Regions from separate parts of the Mus musculus genome. Here region 1 is linked to region 2. The links are chromatin loops, found by intact Hi-C in ENCODE. Cell type or tissue: gastrocnemius. All regions are shown on one strand. Each heading gives the region's core, and the rest is flanking DNA. Links, peaks and the distances in the headings are about the cores only. Region 1 has its middle 18 kb from the start of Foxo3. Region 2 overlaps Sesn1 (sestrin 1).

What was found. A loop is a pair of places that touch in the nucleus more often than their neighbours do. Peaks named below come from ENCODE experiments on the same cell type or tissue, not always from the same donor. Only the 100,000 strongest peaks of a DNase experiment are listed, where the experiment ranks them.
Region 1: it touches region 2 in a loop (8-fold over the local background); 37 of 42 quality-filtered maps call a loop at or near these places.

Annotation. Positions count from the first base shown.
Region 1 is chr10:42,293,437-42,296,354 of GRCm38, forward strand. No RefSeq gene overlaps it. Among named protein-coding and RNA genes, the nearest start is that of Foxo3, 18 kb to the left of the region's middle. In gastrocnemius, for the core only: a CTCF peak has its summit at 1,788 (motif pointing left); a DNase peak (open chromatin) is centred at 1,802.
Region 2 is chr10:41,829,517-41,832,434 of GRCm38, forward strand. The region is part of intron 1 of Sesn1 (sestrin 1); the gene reads left to right. Among named protein-coding and RNA genes, the nearest start is that of Sesn1, 20 kb to the left of the region's middle. In gastrocnemius, for the core only: a CTCF peak has its summit at 1,548 (motif pointing right); a DNase peak (open chromatin) is centred at 1,549; H3K4me3 peaks cover 241 bases; H3K27ac peaks cover 2,414 bases.

The DNA of each region.
Region 1 (2,918 bases), core at 330-2,829, 460 kb after region 2:
GTCTGACATCCGTCTCTCTCTGGGTATCATCAGTAACCCCTTAGCTGTGTGCTCCCTACCCTTGCTGCTGCCAAGTGCCACTGCCCCCACCTCTCCCCTGGATCTTTGCAAAATGGCCAACATAGGGGTTATGTCTGTGTGCATTCAGCCACACAGCAGGGCCACCAGTCTGTGCTGCCAAGCAGCGGCGGGTGCCTGCATGTGATTGCAGCTTTCAGAACATGCCTTGCGCACTCCAAAGCATTATACCAGAGGCAAGTCTCCACTTTCGCTCTTAAGTCCCTTTCTTGTAAACCACCAGGCTTGCTCAAGATGACCATTCCAGAAGCCTCTCTCACAGACACAGCTCAGACTGCTATCCAGGCTTTTCTGCTCCACCGGAGAGAGCACCACAGTTGCCCCTGGAGCACTGTGACCCCCAGAACAACTGAGCACTTGACCTCCTTATCTCTAGTGTCCGTCCTGGTAAGCCTTACTCCTTTGGTTTTCTACCTCTTGGCCACTACCCAGGAAGCTCTGGGAGGGGCAGAAGGGAACAGAAAGACCTCTGAGGAAGGCTCAAACATACAGTTCCATTACATTGCTCAAGACACCAAGAAACCACAGTACAAGTGCGTTGGGGAGGGTGACCTTACCCGAGCCCACACACCCACCCACACACAGCTGGTTGGCTGACTGGCCAGAGGCAGCTGCTTCTCAGCAACTTCTAGTACAATGAGTCACCTCTAAAACAGGACCCTTAACCTGCCCTGATGGGGACACTCAGACGTACTCAGGAGGGGTAAATTCTTTCCAATGGACCAGGATGAAGGAGCCATCATTTTCACACAATGCCATGAAGGTTCCCTCAGATGAACGAGTGCTTCTTCTATTTACCCACAACTCGAGGCCCTCTAGGTCAATCCTGCCTTGTTTCCAGCTAACAGGGAGAGGCCAAGAGGGCCTGGCTCAGTGGAAACCACTCAGATCTCAACCACACTTCCTGGGTTCCAGTGTTTCTCATGGGGAAATGAGTATTTTAATTGACTGGCACCTGCCAAGGGTTGGCTTTGTCTGAATGTTTGTAACCCAGCTGGGGACACTAGCTTACCATACTAGGAATGACATTGGGATTCCAAACATGTTTGGCACACATCCCAAGGTCTATTGCTAGTAAGAATCCAAGACACCTGCATGTGTGGCAGATGATGGGTACAGGCAGCATGGCACATGACATCCCTTTTCTAGAAACACTTATATCTGCTGGGCTCAGTCTCACTGGTTTTATCACGGTGTGGCTGACCACAACAGGGCCCCAACTTTGTAGGCAGAGAGGGAGAAGAGCACAGAATCGCAGTGCCCATTTCTTGTTGGCAGCTTTCAAGATCACACTGGGAAGTGTGATTGCATTAGCCTGCACCTTGTTACCAAGAAAACTAGAGAAGAAAGGAAGGAAGGAAGGAAGGAAGGAAGGAAGGAAGGAAGGAAGGAAGGAAGGAAGAGAGGGAGGGAGGGAGGAAGGAAGGAAGGAAGGAAGGAAGGAAGAGAGGGAGGGAGGAAGGAAGGAAGGAAGGAAGGAAGAAAGAAAGAAAGAAAGAAAGAAAGGAAGAGGAAGGGAAGGGAAAGGAAAGGAAAGGAAAGGAAAGGAAAAGAGAGAAAAAGGAAAGGAGAGAAAAGGAAAAGAGAGAAAAGGAAAGGAGAGAAAAGGAAAGAAAAGAAAAGTATTTTCTAACTAGGTGCCAGGGCACTGTGATAGGTTTCATCAGAGGCAGAGACTATGCTTGAATTTCTGATCTTCTCCTGCCATCTTGTGGCTGGGAGGACGAGCTTGCTCTAAAGACAAGGAGATGAAGGCAGGGAAGAGAAAAACAGTGCTGTGGCAGCCCAGTGACTTGCTGGGGTTCACTGCCCACCACTCTACATATCAATACTCATGTAGGAGTGTGTATTATGTGTATGTATTATGTATTATGCATGTATATATATATATATATGTGTGTGTGTGTGTGTGTGTGTGTGTGTATATTATGTCTGTATGTGTATGCGTAATATATGTATGTGTGTATATGTCTGCCTGTATGTATATATTATGTATGTGTGTATGCATGTATGTATGTATATGTATGTTTGTATATGTGTGTATGTATGTGTGTATATATGTATATATTTGTATGTGTTTATGCATAATGTATATGTATGTGTGTATATATGTATGTATATGTGTATTGACAGGGTTTTATCATGTAGCCTAAGCTGGCCTTGAACTCTCAGTAATCCTCTGGATTCACTCCCCTGAGTGTTGAGGTTACAGGTACAAGCTAACACACTCAGAAATATCCACTTTGGAATTCACACTGATTGTAGTAGCAGTAGTAGTAGTAGTAGCAGCAGCAGCAGTAGTAGTAGCAGTACTGAACTAGCTATGCAGTGAAGGATGACCTTGAACTTGATCCTTCTGCCTCCACCTCCCGAATGCTCAGTTCTATGATGCTGGGGCTTAAACCCAGGGCTTCGATAATTTCCCAGCGCTGTGCCTATTATCCCAAGCCTGAGGTCGGCATGGTACTGCACACCTGTAGTCCTAACAGCACTGGAGAGGCAGAGACAAGAGAAAGAAGCGCTCCCGGCTAGCTTGCCTAACAGGAGATTTTGTTCAAAACAAACTAGCATTTCTACACTCAGTCTCTCCTTATCTGTCTGTGGTGCAACCAAAAATTCCTTCACATGAACTGATGTCCACACCTACAAAACTGTCTTCCTTCCCTGATCACCCGACCCAACAGTTTGAGACAGGATGGCACTATGTAGCCCTGGCTGGAGTGGAAATCACTACATAGACCAGGCTGGCCTTGGCCTCACAGAGACCCTTCCTGCCTCTGCCTCTGGGGTGATGGGATTAAAGGCAAGTGCCACTATGCCAGGCTTAAAACTTTCTTAAA
Region 2 (2,918 bases), core at 259-2,758:
CTTGGTAATGGTGTCTCTTCCCAACGATGAAACCCTAACTAAAACACTGCTGTGTATTACTATCAACTTAGTCATGTCTGAAAGGTGGAGGTAAAATAATTTCTTTATGCTATAAGCCCTAATCTTTATCATCTTTAGTTGTTTCAGAACCACCAGAAATTATTATATAATTGATAGAAATTTGAAAAATTTTATCCCACTACATATAATATGTTGAAGTAAGGGCCTTCCTTCAATTATAGAGAATACTAATTTTAATAAGAAACATTTTCTCATGTCATTTTTAGTATAGTCATCCCAATGGTTCAAAAATTAAACCATTTTCAAATTTATTTGCTGTTTATAAATTTTAATTGGTATTTTTGAGACAAACATGGGCTGGTCTAGAAGTTACTATGTAGCCCAGGCTGACCTTAAACTTGAACTTACAACAGTCCTCCTGCATCAGCCTCCCAAGTGCTGGAATTATAACTATGAACCATCAAACCTAGCTTTGTACAGTACTAGGCAGCCACTTAAGGAATTCTGAGCAAGGACTGTTCCACCAAGCTGCACTCCATTTGTTTGTTTGTGACAAGGCCTCATGTAGCCCGGGCTTGCCTTAAGCTCACTACATAGCTGACGATGACCTTGAACTCCTTATACTCCTGCTTTCACTTCCCACATGCTGGGATTACAAGTACCACCATTCCCACCTCCCAATTTTTAAATTTGAATCTGAAGCAAAGTCTTGCAAAGTTGCCCAGGCTGACCTTGAACTTTTGATCTTCCTGCCTCAGCATGTACCTACAATGTAAACCTAAGTTTACAACAATAACAGAACAACTACTTGTTGTAATTAAAGCTATATGGATGTGTTTTTCCTCTCTTCTAATGTCTTCTAGAACTCTCCCTTTTTGAGATTTCAGATGGTACTACCAGTGAGTATTCAGAAGATGCTAACAATACTAGTGATAAGGTGCCTGAGCTGAACAAGTTGGGTGTTTTGACATTATGGGCTCCTGGGTATGCACTACTTCACTGCGAGCCTTACATTGGAGCCAGCAGCTGTTATGAAAACTGAGGTGGCCACTAAAAAGATACTGAGTGGGTAGTGTATGTGGCATGTGGCATGCACACTCTGGAAAAGAGTAAATCACAGGCCTGGCAGCATGGTATGAGATCACTTCTCAGAATAGCACGTGATTTAAAATTTACGCATTGTTGATTCTGGATATGGCTGACCATGACTAGCGATTATAAAGCCATAGAAAGAGAAGCCAAGGATACAAGGGGAATGCTGTGCACCAGATTCTATTCACAGAATGATTCTGCAGGAAGTAGAACTTTAGGGTACTCGGAAGTAAGTTTTCTCTAGTATGGTACATATGTATGCGCGCATGTACTAGCGTCTAAAGCTGCAGATGTCTGATTTTCCTTATAGTTACCTTTCTTTTGAAGACTCTGGCCATTAATGACAGTTTTCCACTCACTTTACATTTTTGTGCCCGCCTGCCTCCTTGTTCACCAAGGACATTTCCTGAGTTCTCAGCAGTTAGCTGCTGTGAGCACTAGGTGGCACTCTGACTCAACTCAAGTCTAGTTTGTCATCAATTTTGATGCTGTAGGCCTCAAGAGAAGATGTGTGTACAACTTAAGAACATTTGTGTTTTCAGTTGTCTTCTTTTAGAGGGAGTCTGAAAGGAGAAAGGAGATAATTCCAAGTTTAAATATCCAAGCTTAACTGGTGATAGTATTGATCTCCTCTTTCACTTACTGTCTCAGACTGTTCCAGGTACCTGCACAGGTATCTGTGTGGAAGAGAGGTGGAGAAGACTGCTGACCTCAGAGCCCATAGTCTAGTTAACTCGCCCCCCCCCCCAGATGCTGTTCTTGGGCCTGTGGCATGCACTCGCTGCTTTTATCCAGTCACTCAACACAAGGAGCGTGAGCTGGAGAGGTAGATGATCTGACTAGACCATCCAGCTGGGCAGGTACACAGTTGGGCTCAACGCATATGTGCTCCTTGGAGAGTAGTTTCTGGGAAGATGAGAACATGAAACCAGTAAAGCAAACATTCTCTCCCCCATCCCTGTCTCTCGCTCTATGTATATATATGTGTGTGCACATGCACATCTGTCTGTCTGTCTGTCTGTGTGCACATGCGTATAGTGGTTGTGAGTGTGCTGACATGGGATCTGAGAATGGACCTCACATTCTCTGCAGAGAGTAGTGGGCAGTCTTAACTGCCCCAAACTGATTACCAAAGGAGACTTGTTCTTGTTTTCCAGGAAGCAAAGCCAAGACTTGTTCTGGGAGAGGCTACAGCTTAATGGTTCAAATTGAAGATTTTGGCTTTTTAGGATGTTGTGTGACCCATCAGTTACAGAGAAAACAGTGTATTCTTGCATGTACTTTTGGGGGAAAACCCAAGTGTATCAATTTTTCAAAGAGTACCCTCCATAAAAAAATTGAGAAGTTGGGTGTGGTGGTACATGCCCAACATCCTAACACTTGGGGGTGGGTACAGGAAGGAAGGTCAGAAGTTGAAGAGCATCCTGGGCCATTAGGTGAATTCAAGGCCAGCTTGGGCTACCTGAGACCTTGCCTCAGAACAGCAGCAGACCACCTGAGCTGCCACATGCACAGGACACTTACTTCCTGAAACTGTTAGAGAAGACTTTTTACAATTGAAATGTGAGAGCCTTAAGCCAGCAAAAGTACACTTTCGTGAGAAAGCACCAGCTTGCTGCTCTTGACGAGGATGCTCATTGCATGGGGCTGAACTTTTCTTAGCTAAGCAGCAGGTCTCCCAGGCATGCAGGTCACAGGCAGAAAGTTTCAGATTTGATTCCAGAATGTGGGACAGAGCTGAGCACAGCACAGCTGCAGCCTTGGTAATGTGAGACAGACAAATACGCCACGGTCCAGAGCTGCCC